Regions from separate parts of the Homo sapiens genome. Here region 2 is linked to region 1. A link is a loop called in an ENCODE intact Hi-C map of the cell type or tissue named here. Cell type or tissue: mammary epithelial cell. All regions are shown on one strand.

What was found. A loop is a pair of places that touch in the nucleus more often than their neighbours do. Peaks named below come from ENCODE experiments on the same cell type or tissue, not always from the same donor. Only the 100,000 strongest peaks of a DNase experiment are listed, where the experiment ranks them.
Region 2: it touches region 1 in a loop (2.5-fold over the local background); 3 of 110 quality-filtered maps call a loop at or near these places.

Annotation. Positions count from the first base shown.
Region 1 is chr16:76,673,480-76,681,479 of GRCh38, forward strand. No RefSeq gene overlaps it. Among named protein-coding and RNA genes, the nearest start is that of LINC02125, 42 kb to the left of the region's middle. In mammary epithelial cell, no CTCF peak of the experiment used is centred here; a DNase peak (open chromatin) is centred at 3,112; H3K27ac peaks cover 390 bases.
Region 2 is chr16:76,811,313-76,819,312 of GRCh38, forward strand. No RefSeq gene overlaps it. Among named protein-coding and RNA genes, the nearest start is that of MIR4719, 54 kb to the right of the region's middle. In mammary epithelial cell, no CTCF peak of the experiment used is centred here; no DNase peak of the experiment used is centred here.

The sequences.
Region 1 (8,000 bases):
ATTTGCCTAACTATTGAACTGCAGGTTAATTTTAATCATTTAAGTAGTAACGATTTTAATTTCCCATAATAAAAGATTGATTAAGAAAACTAAATCAGGTTTATATAATATTGGATATCCACAAAATATGTTTATAAAATATATATGGTAATTGCAGAAATGCTTATGCTAACATACCCATATCAAAAGTGTTAATGATAGTGGTATAAAATTAACATGTGAAGGTGGAGTGGCAAGAAACGTGAAAATAAGTTGTAATGGAATTCTGAACAACTTTCTTTACTTCTTTTTATTCCTATGTAAATGTTCTCTAATAAAATATGAATACAAAAAATGTGGAGAGATCAGTCTTACAGCCCAGCAAAATTACATTGCAAATATTCTGAGCTTGTAGCCTTTGAATTCAAGTGAATTCATTTTTATGGGCAGTAAATGAAATGGAAACAATGATGGTTGTAGTGTTCAACCAATTTGGATAGAGGCTGGATTACCAGAAAGAAAATTTCAATTAAATCCTTGGTTTATTTACCACATTGTCACACAGTCCTCAGCAAGCCCACAGTAAGTCATAAAAAAAAATTCCAATTTCTTTTCTTTCTTTCTTTCTTTTTTTTTTTTTTTGAGTGGGGCAGGTAGAAAAGAAAGTACTTCCCAAGTTCTAGAGGCTATGTTTCATGTAATCAAGCTCGGCTGGATACATTCAGGATACGTACACTATGCAGTGGAGGATGAAACAAAGGTTTTGTCAAAGGATTTTCTAAAAGCTCAAACAACAACAGCAAAACACAAAACAAGCCTTGTCTGAAGAGTACAGATATTATAGTCATGAGCACAAAAAGTAAAAGGAAGATAAATAAAGGGAAAAATCCTGTTTCTGAATTTGTTATGACATAAAAATATCAAAGATGAGACAGTTATTCTAAGAAATTGTGAAAGATGATGATAACAATTTTGTAATCAGAGGTGTTAATATTTGATAAAACATTAGGCTTAAGTTTATGTCAGCTTTATTCTGATTAGTTTATTTTCAGGTCTAAATGGATAAGGAATTAAATTAGTATCCTAAACACAGATTTCAAAGATACCAGGAAAGCAACTGAAGCTGGTATAAAACAAAACTTTTTTTCTTAAGTCTGGGTTCATTTTTATGCCACCCTTAAGAATATACCCATGAAGAATTTCACTGAGTAGTTAGAGGAGAGGGAAAGTCATGGGTTTCAACCGTTAAAAAAGGCATTTCATGATGGGCATTCGGATTCAGGACTGAAAGCTAGCTCTCAGGATAGGAAGGATGCAGCCATAGTTCTGTGTTTGATTAGTTATAAGAAATGACATTTTTTCTTGGTGAGAAAAGAGTCTTCATTTAGGTTCAATGGCAGTCTAGCGCACGGTGGGGGAGGGGGAGTGTATAGTAGGAGAAGACAAGCCTTTTTCACCTGCTGTGTTCTCAACACACAACACAGGACACTTCTGTGACTGGATGTATGTGTGTACGTTTCTTCCGCACTAACCAGTTCCCCCACACTAGCTCGGTGTCCTATAATTCAATTCAGTTGTGACACTGCTTACCTGGAGTTTGTGCCAGATCCCATAGGCTAAGGTTTTAGTCCCACAAGACTTTACTTCAGATGCCAGTTGCAAGTCCAGGCTTCCAGTACATCTGACCTACCAGCTATAAATTGGAGGTTCTTGTAACCCCCTTGGGTTCAGTCATTTGCTAGAATGACTGAACTCGGGGAAACATTTTATTTACTATTGCCAATTTATTACAAACGATATTTGAAAATATATAAATGAACATCCAGATGAAGAGATGTTTATAAGGGGAGGTTCAGAAGGATCCTGAGAGCAGGAGCTTCTGTGCTCGTGAAGTTGGGGTGGGCCACCCTCCTGGCAGTGGTCATGTTCAGCAGCCTAGAAGCTCTACCAACCCCATCCTTTGGATTTTTATGGAGGCTTCATTGCATAGACATGATAAATTACATCACTAACCATTGATGATCAGTTCAACCTTCAGTGAAAGTTACAGCCCTCTAGTCACATTCCCCTGGCAGCCAACTGTCATCCAAAGGCTATCTAGCAGGCTCAGTCATCTCACTTCCAGATAAAAAGACACTAATCGCTGCAGAGATTCCAAGGGGCCTTTGTGCCAGGAAATGGGGGCAGAGACTAAATTTATATTCTTACTGTTTTACAGGAAGTCACTCAAAGCCTGATTCTTTAACAAAGCTAGTTGGTTAGAATAATGTTAATGATAGTGCTTTCATTTAATATATCCTGGGCAAATGCTGTTGTAAGGGAATACTTTCGTTTTATATAATTATAATTTAAAGGAAGATTTCTAGCAGATTGATCTTGCAGAAGTAATATCATGTAATATTGTCAAATGTGTTTATTTCCAACAAAATTTAGTAGGAGAATGTGTATTTCAAAAGCAGTTCAATCCAAGAGTTACATAAACAACAGCTAAAGAAAGTAATCTTAAGGGGTTGGTAATAGCTTATGCTACATATAAATCAGCCATCACAAATTGATGTATTTACAAATTATGTATATGTGTGTATATATACACCCATACACATCATATGCATATACACATATATGTGTAAATATACAGAACATAATATTACATATATATAATAAAGATATTTGCAAAGCATAAAGGTCATAGCATGAACCTAGGAATATAACAGTCCAATGAGTTCATCTTTTCAGAAAGCTACTGCCCAGAAAAGGCCAATGTACTGAGAATAGCAGGTATTGCAGCAAAGAAAGAGTTTAATTATCACAGGGCCAGTCAAGGGGAAGGACAGCAGACATTTCTCAAGTCTGCCTTCCTGAAAGCTCTTGGAGTGGTAGGGTTATTAAGGATAATTTGGTGGGCAGGGGGCTAGGGAATGGGTGCTGCTACTTAGTTGGGGATGAAATTATACGACTGCCTAATCTGTCTTTGTGCACTGAGTCAGCTTCTGGGTGAGAGTCACAGAACTGGTTGAGCCAGTTCCTTGGTGTGAGTTAGGAATCTGAGTGAGTCAGTTGGTCACCAGAATGCAAAAGTCTGAAAAATATCTCAAAGACAAGTCTTAGATGTTGACAATAGTGATGTTGTCTATAGGAGCAGTTGAGGAAGTTGCAAATCCTGTGACTCCCCAGCTACATGATTCTTGAGCAATAAGCAATTATAGAAAGGCAAGCTAGAGGACAATGGCTTGAGCCTGTTTGCCCACAGCTCTGGCAACCAAGTGAATGGGTAGTACTAAGAATTGCCTCCTTGGGAATTCCATGTAGTTCATGGCTTTTATGATTGAAATAGCATTCATACAGGTCTGACCTTGTGGAAAGAAACAGATGTTCATGGACTTGGTTATGCCTGACCTTGCACCACTCATGATGATGTGCAATTTCCTGATTTTCACTGTAAGCTATACATTCCAAAACAAATTCTCTGGATTTTATGACTTTAAAGTCAGGTTTAAACCTACAATTTTATTTTTATGTGATAGTTTATTTTTTCGGGACTGTCATTAAGTCAGTGAAGTGACATACCATTGATAAGATCTTAGCAATATGAAAAACTAGGCATTTTTTGTAAAAGTTATTAATATCAAAATGGAGTCACTTATGTGAAGCCCTAAAGAAATGGAGCTGGGAGATCATGAAGAAGGAAACTTCATGCTCATATGCCTATAATTGGAGTTATAAGAGCTTTCTGCCTATATGCCTATGATGGGAATTATGCAAGGAACTCCTTAAAAATGTGGTATTCCAGTTAAGCCACTTGCACGAGGATGCTTGCCTATCAATGGCTGTCTCTGCCAATGAGCTAATGTCAACTCTTGCAAGAACGAATGGTCTTTGTTTCAAAGAAGCTTGCATGGATTTCTCCTTTTTGTCTTTAAATCTTCCCTGTATCCCAGCCACTTTAGATGTGCCTGTGGTTCACCATAGCGTGTACATCCCAGATTGCAATTGTCTGCTATTCCTGAATAAACTCTCCCTTTGGAAATCTTGTCTCTCTGTTATTATTTTCATAATATAATAAACTCAAAAAACTAAATAGTATTCTTAGTAGAGAATGAAAAAGGAATGCAGAATTTGTGAAAACAAGATGTAGTATTAAATACAAGTTAAAAAATAGGAAGAAGTGGAATATGAAAAAGAAAACTAGGGTTTAGGCTCTGACAACTAAGGTAATTATTCAGTGCTATTACGCAGATTGTTGATTTTTGAGAAATGATTAAATAGCTAAAAAATATTTCCATAAATCTGTGTCCTACATTAGCTAATTTCCTCAATTTGGAGGCTGACATTATATTAGTAGATTCTTTAGAGCTGAATAGTACAGAATAATAAAGTCTTCAAAAAAAGGAGGAACCTGTGGGAATGGATTAAAATAACTTTACCTGTAGAGGACTTAGGAAGTTGGCAAACGGGGCCCTAGGTGTACAGCCGAAAGTATCTTCAGTTACTGAATAGAGAGAGAGAAAAAAAGCCAATATCTAGAAAGAAGCAATTTGCATTTTAAGGTGTATATCACATGATCTGAGAGATGGCAACACATCAGGTGAATAATAACTTCATCTGCTGCAAGCTTTCTTAACATCTCTATTTAGTGCTTGAATGCATCTTTCTATTTTATTCTCCTATCTCCTACTCTCTCAAAGTACTAAGCACTACACAATATCTAAAGTTATCATTTCTAAGGCTAACTACATCTAATTTTTATCATGGGTTGTAGTTTTCCAACGTAGACTAACTCTAAGAAAAGCTATATGTCCACCTTTCATTTTTGCTATATCTCAGTGCAAATGTAAATTGCAAATCTCTTTACCTCTGAGATCGTGTTGTGGGTCCCCTGCAGTTACAGAAATAATGAAGTTATCATCAGAAGGTCAGAATCTGCCTACCTGTATGGCCGTGGAAAGCAGTTTCCTGCTTCCAAATTGGATCCTTTTTTTAAAAGCAGCATCTTGTTTGCCTCTTCTGATATTCACATATTTCAAAACAAATTTTATTATACAGAGAAGAAAAAATTATGATTGTTTCCATTTCTCTGAAACTATAAAAATTTACAAGAACATTTATGTCAAGTTTCTGATTTTCCCCTATTAGGTAACTAGATTACTCAATAACAGTAGTATAGGAATGTTTCTCAGAGATAGTCACTCTCCTGAAATACATTATTGGAATTTCATAAAGTCGTTTACCGGATTCTTTTGTGTCCCAGGCTCACTGCCTATCACGGTCAATTTCATGTGTCAACTTGGGTAGGCCATGGTATGCAGCTGTCTATTCAAACAGCAGTCTAGATGTTGCTGGGAAGTTATTTTTTAGATAAAATTAACCCTAAATTCAGAAATTTTGAGTAAAGCAGTGTGCTCTCCATATGTGGGGGGGCCTTATCAAATTAGTTGAAGGTCTTAAGACTGAGGACCTTTGAGGAAGAGGGAATTGTGCCAGCAGACTCCCTTCAGATTCCAGCTGCAATGTCAACTCTTCCCTGGGTTTCCAGCCTGCCAGCCTTCCTTGCAAATTTCAGACTTGCCAGCTCACACACCTTTATGCACCAGTTCCATTAAATAAATCTCCCTCTCCCTCTAGTTTTACCCAAATCTCTATAAATCTGTATCTAGACCTATATATGTTGTTATCATATATTGGTATATAGATCTATATATAGATATATATCAACAAGATTGATATAGAATCCTATTGATTATGTTTTTCTGAAGAACTCTTCTTTCTTTATGATTGCTTCAGTATGTTTTAAGAGACTTAAATACATTGGCCAAGAGACTTAAATATATTACAATTACCCTCAGCTTGACTACACTTTACATAGGTTTCTTCCTGACTCTAGGGCCCTGGTCTCCATTTTTGTACAGCATTTACTTTGGAAAACATAATTGTAAATTTTTCTCTGCCCCTTTGAGATGTGAATTTTTTTTAAAAAAACCTCTTAGTAGTTTTACAACGTAACTCTTTGAATGTAAATATCAAGGGAGATAACACCCCTATCTCCTGGTTTCTATGGAAGGGTAGGAGCCTAACTTTGGTGGCTGCCTTGTTCCTATTGTAAAACTACCCTTTTGTCACAAAGAGAGTGGAAAATTTATGTTTCAATGGGTAAAGTCAGCTAGAAAACACATATAACCTATGCTTTCTCTCTCATCCCAGAACTTAAAATTTCTCTCACTCTTTGTTTCAGTGGAGTCGAGCTCAGACCGAATTCTGGCCTCTCTCCTTTATTGCAATAGACTTGAAAAAATTCTTTCTTCCCTGTTCAGCTTTTCCTGATGCAAATTACAATATAAAGAGGCTCCTGTTGTGCAAAGGCATAAAAATGATACAATGGACTTTGGGGACTTTGTGGGGGAGAGGGTGGGAAGCGGGTGAGGGATAAAAGACAGCAAATTGGATTCAGTGTACACTGCTTGGGTGATGGGTGCACCAAAATCTCACAAATCACCACTAAAGAACTTACTCATGCAACCAAATACCACCTGTTCCCCAAAAACCTATGGAAATATAAAACAAAGAGGCTTCTCTTTTTCGAGTTTAATATTGAAGTTGTTGAAAGTTGGCCACAATCTTCAAACAATGAGATTTATATGAAATATTTAAATTTCTTTAATTGTTCAGAAACAACATAGCTGCCTGCTAATGAAAAGAACTTAAATTTGCTTATTAAAATTACGATGTTAAGCCACACTGTATACAGAAGTAAATAGTGTAATTCCAGAAGTTAAAAAGTTTACAGTAAAACAATGAATGATCTAGGAAAGTTTAGTAGCTATATGTGATGAATATCAGTTATCTCTCTTTGTTCTACATCTCTCAATTCATCTGGTTATTGTTAAATTAATTTCCCTGTAGCACTACTTTGTCCTCTGCATTTCATTGGTCAGAACTTCTCAAGTCTCCCTCTGTGAACAAGGATTAAAACCACATGTTTTAGCCAAATATCCCAAGTCCAACAGAGTTCTATCTGAATTCTAGTTTTCCAAAATTATATAAATCTAGGAAATGAAGGCTAAAGTGTCATTCTGATATTGCAAGATACTACTTTGTATGTGAATACTTACTGGTGAATGCCTAATATCAGTTTCTTTAGATTTTTTTTTTCTTCTTGAGTTAATCTAATTCCCCCGAGATGAAATATTTATATATTTTTCTCTGTTCGATTTAAGCCTCACAAGTTAAGTAAACCCTTATGAATTACAGACTGGAACCCTCCTCATGTTGTGAAATAATGAAATGCAAATCACAATTCAAGTTGCTGCTCTACTTACTCTCCTCCTTTTTATTCCTATTAATTAATCCTACTGGAGGAGCCAATGTCCACTGTGCGGACCACCAGCTGGATGATCAATTTGCCTTGACTTACTTTAAAACAGAAAATTACTGTGCTAGCAGATGTCATTTTCTATGGTAATATATAGCCCTCCTATACACAACAAGATTCCCACTGTTTAGTCAGGACTTTCTAGAATCTGTCCAGGTGAACAGAAAATGTCAAAGCCCACCATGATTGGCCCATGCTCATAGAATTTATGCTTCCAGGTTGATTTACTCAAGGGCTAGATGGAGTGCATTAGAACGAGTGCATTTACTTGTTCATCAAATAAATTTAACATACTTGGTAAATTGCAAGCTTTGTTCTACGTGTTGAAAATGGAGAGGCAGGAAGACAGTTTCCCGGCTCTGAAAGAAGTTAAAAGCGTTGAGAAAAGACATTAGATTGTATGTTAATTTTTTGTTAACAGTACTTTTTAAAGCAAAGTTTTTGCTAAATATTTGTTTAATTTCAGGCATTTTAAGTTCTATATGTATGTTTTACAATAAGATATGATATGTCAAGCATTTCATGATTAGGAGTATAATAAGGCTTCATTTGATAGCAGTATTTTCCAATGGGAACAAAAAACAATAGACTTTACTGCTTGGCCAGTATGACACTGGCTTATGATCAGATCAGACAATGCTTGTCATGTCCAAAA
Region 2 (8,000 bases), 140 kb after region 1:
ATAGTTGGCTGAGAACGATGGTTTCCAGCTTCATCTGTGTCCCTACAAAGCACGTGAACTCATCCTTTTTTATGGGTGCATAGTATTCCATAGTGTATATGTGCCACATTTTCTTAATCCAGTCTATCATTGTTGGACATTTGGGTTGGTTCTAAGTCTTTGCTATTGTGAATAGTGCCACGATAAACACGTGTGCGTGTGTCTTTATATAGCAGCATGACTTACAACCCTTTGGGTATATACCCAGTAATGGGATGGCTGGGTCAAATGGTATTTCTAGTTCAAGATCCCTGAGGAATTGCCACACTGACTTCCACAATGGTTAAACCAGTTTACAGTCCCACCAACAGTGTAAGTGTTCCTGTTTCTCCACATCCTCTCCAGAACCTGTTGTTTGCTGACTTTTTAATGATCACCATTCTAACTGGTGTGAGATGGTATCTCATTGTGGTTTTGATTTGCATTTCTCTGGCCAGTGATGAGCATTTTTTCATGGGTCTGTTGGCTGCATAAATATTGTCTTTTGAATTGTCTGTTCATATCCTTTGCCCACTTTTTTATGGGGTTGTTTGTTTTTTTCTTGTAAATTTGTTGGAGTTCATTGTAGATTCTGGATATTTAGCCCTTTGTCAGATGTGTAGATTCCAAAAATTTTCTCCCATTCTGTAGGTTGCCTGTTCACTCTGATGGTAGTTTTTTTTGCTGTGTAGAAGCTCTTTAGTTTAATTAGATCCTGTTTGTCAATTCTGGCTTTTGTTGCCATTGCTTTTGGTGTTTTAGACATGAAGTCCTCGCCCATGCCTATGTCCTGAATAGTATTGTCTAGGTTTTCTTCTAGGGTTTTTATGGTTTTAGGTCTAACATTTAAGTCTTTAATATATCTTGAATTAAGTTGAGTATAAGGTGTAAGGAAGGGATCCCGTTTCAGCTTTCTATTTTTAACACATTGCCTCCACCCTGACTCAAGTGTGTTTTTTGTCGTATGAAACTTTTAGAACATCTTTTCTTGTTTAGATAAAAGGGATAAGCCTAGATACGTTCTAGTGGGAGCCTCTGTGATATTGTTTCTGTAGGATGAAGCATCTTTTATCAACACTTTATCTTGCTTTCCATATCTAGAGCATATTTTAATCTGAGCTCAAATGGCTCTCTGTTCAGAAACATTGATTTCACTAAATGACTCCTTACAGTTTGCAAAATTCTAAGTACTTTGAGCTCATTTAATGTAAGATCCAAGTAACACTTATAAAGCTATGTTCTGTAGCAATGTCTTTCTCTGCTAGGGAGTCTTAATTATTTCTTGGAGATAAACTTCAAAGTATTTGGCTCTTAGAAGTCAAGACTATGCCTAAATATTCATAGTATTCTTTCCCATCAGTTGGATTCTTAGTTGCATAAAGAGATACACACTGGCTCATGTAAGTAAAATAAGGCATTTTTGAAGAAAAATTTGAGTACCTCACAGGATCTCTGGGGTCTGAAGAACGCATCTTGGTGGCTATCCAGGAACAACATCCCAAATCTTACAACGGAGCTTCTTGTATACTTGTTCAAAAATCTGATTGACCCCACTTCTTTTTCTAACCACTCCTTCATATGTCAGTTCCATGAAGAGTTTGATAGCTTTCTGCAGGTGCTATCGGGATGCCTTGCCTTGAACTTGCTTGCACAATCTACCACCTGAGAAGAAGCTTCCCTGAAACTGCAAATTGAAATACCTTCAAGAATCCAAGTGGGGTGGAGGGAAGCTAATGCCCATGAGACCACCCTTGAGCAATAATCGGAGGATGAATCTGTCTTCCTCCCTGTCATTCCCTAGGTACACACCTGTGACATTTCGCTAAAATTTTCAGACAGTCCTGGTAGGATGTATCCTTGTAGTCCATCATGGTGGCTAAGTCAGTAGCACATCCCTGTAGTAACTCTTTCCTGACTTTAATTTCTGCCGTATCGCTCTGCTCTCTGGGATAATGTCCCCACAAAAACTATTGGCTCACTAGTCTTTTTTTTTCAAAGGCCTTTCTTTTGGAGGAACTGACAGTAAGATAGCTTGATTTACTATTTTCTCATTTACCTCCTCTGTTTATAACATAGTACATTATTTTCTTACTTTTTAGATGTTACTTTAGAGATAGCAGCATGGATTCTGGATTAAAAGTCTAATTTAAATTAGTACTTTTGCCCCGTCTTAGTCAATGTGAGGGCCTTAACGAACTTTTCTCCCTAACTCATGGACAGTTGGTGTTAAATAAATTATATGACTTTTAAATTTCACAAGACATTGTCGTGTCTATACAATCAGTAATCACTTGCTTTTACTCAGAGTTATCTGTTTAGTTGCACTTACTGCTCTTTTCTTAGTGTTTTCCTTCTGAGAGCACTTTTTACTAATCCTTTTAGTGAAGGTTTGTGGTGACATATGCTTTCAAATTTAATTTCAAAATGTCTTGCTTCCATTTTCTGAAGAATCTTTCACCAGATATGGAATTCTATATTGAATGTTTATATTGACTTATTTTCTTTTAGTACCTTTGAGAAATGAGAAATAGTTGTATTTTGGCATTCATTGCTTTGTTTTGAAAATCCAGCCATTCTTACTGTTAGGAAGTTAATACATATTCTTGTTTCTGGCTAATTTTAAAGATTTATTTTTTTTTTTAGCAGTGTTAAGGTGGTGTGTGTGTGTGTGTGTGTGTGTGTGTGTGTGTGTGTGTGTGTTGGTAAGTATCCTGTTTCATGTTTATAGCCCTTAAGTTTGTGGTTTAATGTATTTAATTTTGGAAAATTCTCTGCCATTAGATTTTCAAACATGACTTCTACCCCTTATCTTTGTCCTCTTGTCTGGGACTGCGGCTACACTATGTCAGAATTTTACCCATGTTCACTATCTTTTAAATTACTCATACCACATATTTTCTAAACTCTTCCTTATTCTTGGTATTCTTGCCTACCCATCTAAACTCTCACAAACTGTCTAAACTGCCGCTATATGCATTCATTTGGCAATTATTTTCATTGTATATGGTTTTATTTCTAGAACTTTGGTTTTACACTTTATTAAAGCTTCTAGTTCTCTGCCAGTTTTTTTTCTTTTCTGAGATAGAATCCCGCTCTGTCACCCAGGCTGGAGTGCAGTGGCGTGATCTCCGCTCATTGCAAGCTCCGCCGTATTAGCCAGAATGGTCTCGATCTCTTGACCTTGTGATCCTCCCAAAGTCCAGAGATTACAGGCGTGAGCCGTCGCACCCAGTCTATCTTGTCTTTTAATAGTCTAAACATTTTATTTTTTTTTAAATGAAGTCTCACTCTGTCATCCAGGCTGGAGTACAGTGGTGCGATCTCAGCTCACTGCAACTTCTGCCTCCCAGGTTCAAGCCATTCTCCTGCCTCAGCCTCCTGAGTAGCTGGGACTACAGGTGCCCACCACTATGCCTGGATCATTTCTGTATTTTTAGAAGAGACAGTTTAGAAGAGACACGTTGTCCAGACTGGTCTCAAACTCCTGACCTCCAGTGATTAACCCCACCCTCGGCCTTCCAAAGTGTTGGTATTACAGGTGTGAGCTACTATGCCAGGACTAATTGTTATTTCAGGGTACATATCTGATCTTTTCATTGCTTTTCTTCTTTTGCACCTGTTTTTGTTATCGTTTTTCTTTAGTTTTTAGTCAAGTCGTATTTGATGTCAAGTTGTATTGAATTCTGTATGTTTACATTAAATACAAGACTTCAAGATTTATTTCTGCTTCAAGCAAATATCTAATTAGGAGTAGCTTGCCTTTATCTTTTTGAGAATTGTCTATTTTAAATGAGATGTTTCAACACTGGTGAGCACTGCTATCTGGTTCAGTGGTTCACTTATAACTTTAGGTGATTTCAGGAACCCAACAAAAAGCCTGGTTGGTTTCCCCAGTCCCTTCCTCCTGAGTGAATATAAAGTCCATCTTTGCTTCCTCCTCCCAGTCGCATAGGACTGTGGCCATTTCTACTCCTCTGAGCCCCTTAGCAACTGTTTTCAGAACTGGCATTGCCTTGAGTGGAGATGGAACCAAGTGTCAATCACATCCCTTGACTTTTCTTTTTCCAGATCTTGGCCCTACAAATACTCATGGCCTTAAAGGTAGCTCTCTAGTATCTTCAAACATTTTTGTTTCTTAGGATTTGGGGTCCAGTTCATTACAGTACTACTGTACACACAAACTAGTCTACCATTATAAAGTGAACTTCCCTTTTCTGATTTTAAAAACTAAAAGAGATTTGACAGAGGGTTTAGACACACACTGCTTTTTGAAGGGAGCCACTCACTGGCTGGTCTCACCTGTTTCCCTGCATCTCACTCTTCTCCCCAGACAAAATACCAGACTGCAGAGTTCATTTGATTTGAGCTACAATACCTCCTGTTTATTGATTCACAGATAGACAAGGTGATAATAGCTTCTGTCTTGCAATATTGTTTGCTGACAATTAAGGCACTATTTTTTGAGTAAAAACATTCAGAGAAAATATGGATAGTGAGGATAGTAATAATTTACAGTAAGAATCAATAAAGCTGCAAAGTAAAAGAATAGATAAAGCATGATGAGATTGTTGGAGGATCTAAACAAAAATAGTAACAGTAACATCTTCCTAGAGCATATTAACTTCTCTTTGGGGAGAAATAGTGTTATTGCATAGAACCAAGGGTATGTTAACCCTAATAAACATATTTTAGAAAGCAAGAACAAAACCACACTGGTAGAATATGAATGTTAATGTTAGCTTAGGTTGACTCTGCTGATAATTGATGGTGAGTCTTGGATCTTTAGCAAAATAAGCAACAGTTGAAATTTAGGAAAATCATTGTCCTTGTTAAAATTGTGGTGGGGAGAATTTGGTGTCCCTGTGTTCATACCCTTCCCCACCTGGACATCTCTTCCAGATTTTTGCAGGCAGATGAATAATGAAACTGGCAAATGAAGGAAAAGCTGTGAGAAAGCTTCAGAGTAGAGTGGCATAATTCAGGCAATCAGAAGAACCAATGTCCATAATCCATCTCATATTGCATCCAGCAGGCCATGTCATATACTAGTTATTTTATATAACAGTAAAAATTATTCTAACATAAGCAATGGTGAAGTTCCCAATGTTCTCTGTTCAGAAAGTTAAGGTTATAAAGCAGGCTTCACTTAGTGGGAGCTAAGAAATAGATAAACCCTGGATAGGAAGAAAAAATGTTCTTTATATGCAAAGATAAGCTACAAAAACTGGTGATTTGGTTTGATGCATTATAAATTAATGACTAAAAAGCAAGTTTGACGGACTGAGGGACTGAGTTCTGTTAGATATTAATGCACATATCACAAGTGTGTACAATCTGATTCATTTAAGCATACCTATATGACTAGTACCATGACCACAAAAATCCTTCCTTGGCTCTTCCTGCTCAAAACTACCAGCCGAAGCCATTTTCTAGACTTCTAAACCAATTGACTATTTGTTTTTGAAATGTTTACAAATGTCATGACATACTTAAACTTGTGTCAAACTTGTTAAACATTGAATTTGTGAGATTATCTATAGTTGTTCCTTGAAGTATAAGCTGAGTTAGAGTTTTGTATATTCAATTGCATAAATACAATATGAATTATCTGTCCATTCTACAGGTGGTGGATATCTGGGGCTTTGGCTATTACAAATGTTTCCATGAATCTTATTGTATATCTTTTAATACATATATTCTATGTATAACGGTTGATTATATACCTGGGGGTTGAATTGCTGGGTCATGAAATATATATATGCATACTAAATGTGAAAATACATAGTTTTTAGTATACACGGCCAAAGAGATGTCCAAAGTACCAGTGAGCATTTTCCCTTCCACCAGGAGAATACCAGTTACCTTCCCCCACATTCTCTCCAACATATGGCCATCCTTTCAATTGTATCCACTCTGGTGGTCATGTAATTTGCACTTTTGTATGATTGATGGAAAGTATTTTATTTACTGAGTTTATTTACTGAGTTTATTTACTAATTACTCCCACTCTGCTTTGCCTCTGTCATCTCTTTGGTGTCTTTTAATAAACAAATGTTCTTAATGTTTGTGAAATCCCATCTGTCAAACTTTTCCTGTAGGACTACTGCTTTTTGCATCTAGTTTCAGAAAATTTTGCTTACTCCAAATCATGAAAAACATTTTTTTGGATTCCAGTTCTCTGCAGAATTCCTCTCACCAATATTTTTGTGATAAATCAGTTTTAAACTTTCTGTGAACTCCAAAATGTTGATCACAGGCTATGTTTACTATTGTTATTGTTTTCTTGAAACTCTTTTAAATAAAATGTTCATTTTGTATGAAAAAAAATTTCCAGATTACAGATGCCATATTCCTTCCTGGAAACTGGCAGGGTTCTTTTGTGTGAATTTAAAGTACAAGTTCAGTTTTGTTACATGCATATATTGCCTGGCAGTAAAGTCTTGGCTCTTAGTGTATCCATTATCTGAATAATGTACATTTTGTACCCATTAAGTAACTTACCCTCCCCACTTCTGCCCGCCCTGCCTAGTCGCCAGTGTCTGTTATTCCACATTCTATGTCCACATCTACACATTATTTAGCTCCCACTTACAAGTGAGGTATGACTTTTTTTCCTGAGTTGTTTCACTTAAGATAATGGCCAGCACAGTGGCTTACGCCTGTTGTAATTCTGGCACTTTGGGAGGCCAAAGCAAGGATTGCTGGAGCTCATGAATTCAAGAACAGTGTACGTAACATGGCAAAACCCCATCTCTACAAAAAGAAAAAGAGTCGGGCATGGTGCTGCACGCCTGTAGTCCCAGCTACTCGGGAGTCTGAGAAGAGAGGATGGTTTCAGCCCAGGACATCAAGGTTGCAGTGAGCCATGATCACTGCACTTCGGCAGTCCAGCCTGGGTGAAGATAGTGAGAGTGAGACCCCAGTCTTTTTTTTTTTTTTTTTTAAAGTTGCATGTAGTTAATTTACAACATCACTGTGGGAGCCGAGATTCCAGAGTTGAGAGTGGGTTTAGATTTTTTATAAAACCTGGCCTATTTTCTGGTTACTCTACTTACAAATTGTTTATCAGGATGCCTTGCTACTTAGGGAAACTAAATTCTAGTTTTGTACTTTACTGTGCTGTGAAACTGCAAAGTTCTGATTCTTAGAAATCTAGACCAATCTTCGCTTAGCCTCTCACCCTGTGGCCCTTTTCCATTGACAAACAGCTCAGAGATGAAAATTGGAGCAGCCAGGTTCACTTTGCACCTCTTCCCTTCCCTGCAGGATCTGGCCCCTCAAGTCCTGCCTACTTGAAAAAATCTGAGCCCGATCTTCGAATCTGCCTCCTTATAAGACTGTCAAACACTGCTTAGCTGCTACTTTCTGTTCAGCTTTTCTACATCCTACCCTATGCTGTTTAACAATCTGCAAATGTCTTGACTAAAAATATGGAATGTTGGGCTCATCTCCAATGTGCTTTCCTTCTCTCCAGGTTCTTGGCTCCAGAACTTCTAACTGCCTTGATAGCTCTCTGATACCTTCACAAATGTGTTTCTTATTATACTTCCTTTTCTAGTGTTCTTGGCATACATTTTGGTCAGCTGCAAACTAATCTATCATCACCAGAAGCAGAAATCTTCAGTTACTACACTCTTGAGTCCAAAAATAACCCTAAAAATGAAAGAACATGATTGATAGGACAAAATTACCATCAATCTAAAATATTTAAGTCAATGTATGACCACATTTCAAATGAGATTATTTGCTGATTTGATAATTGAAATGACTCATGGAGCTACATTAATTTGGCCCCTCCAGATCCCAACGTGAAAGATATAATTAAGAAAGTATTAGTATATATTTAATGCATTTGAACGCATAATATATTTATTTCACTTGAAATCCAAGAAACAGCATATTCTTGCCACAGAAAGCACTTTCCTAATTAGCTCTAGTGGTAGCTGTTATTTATTGTTCACAAGCACTTTAATATGCATTCT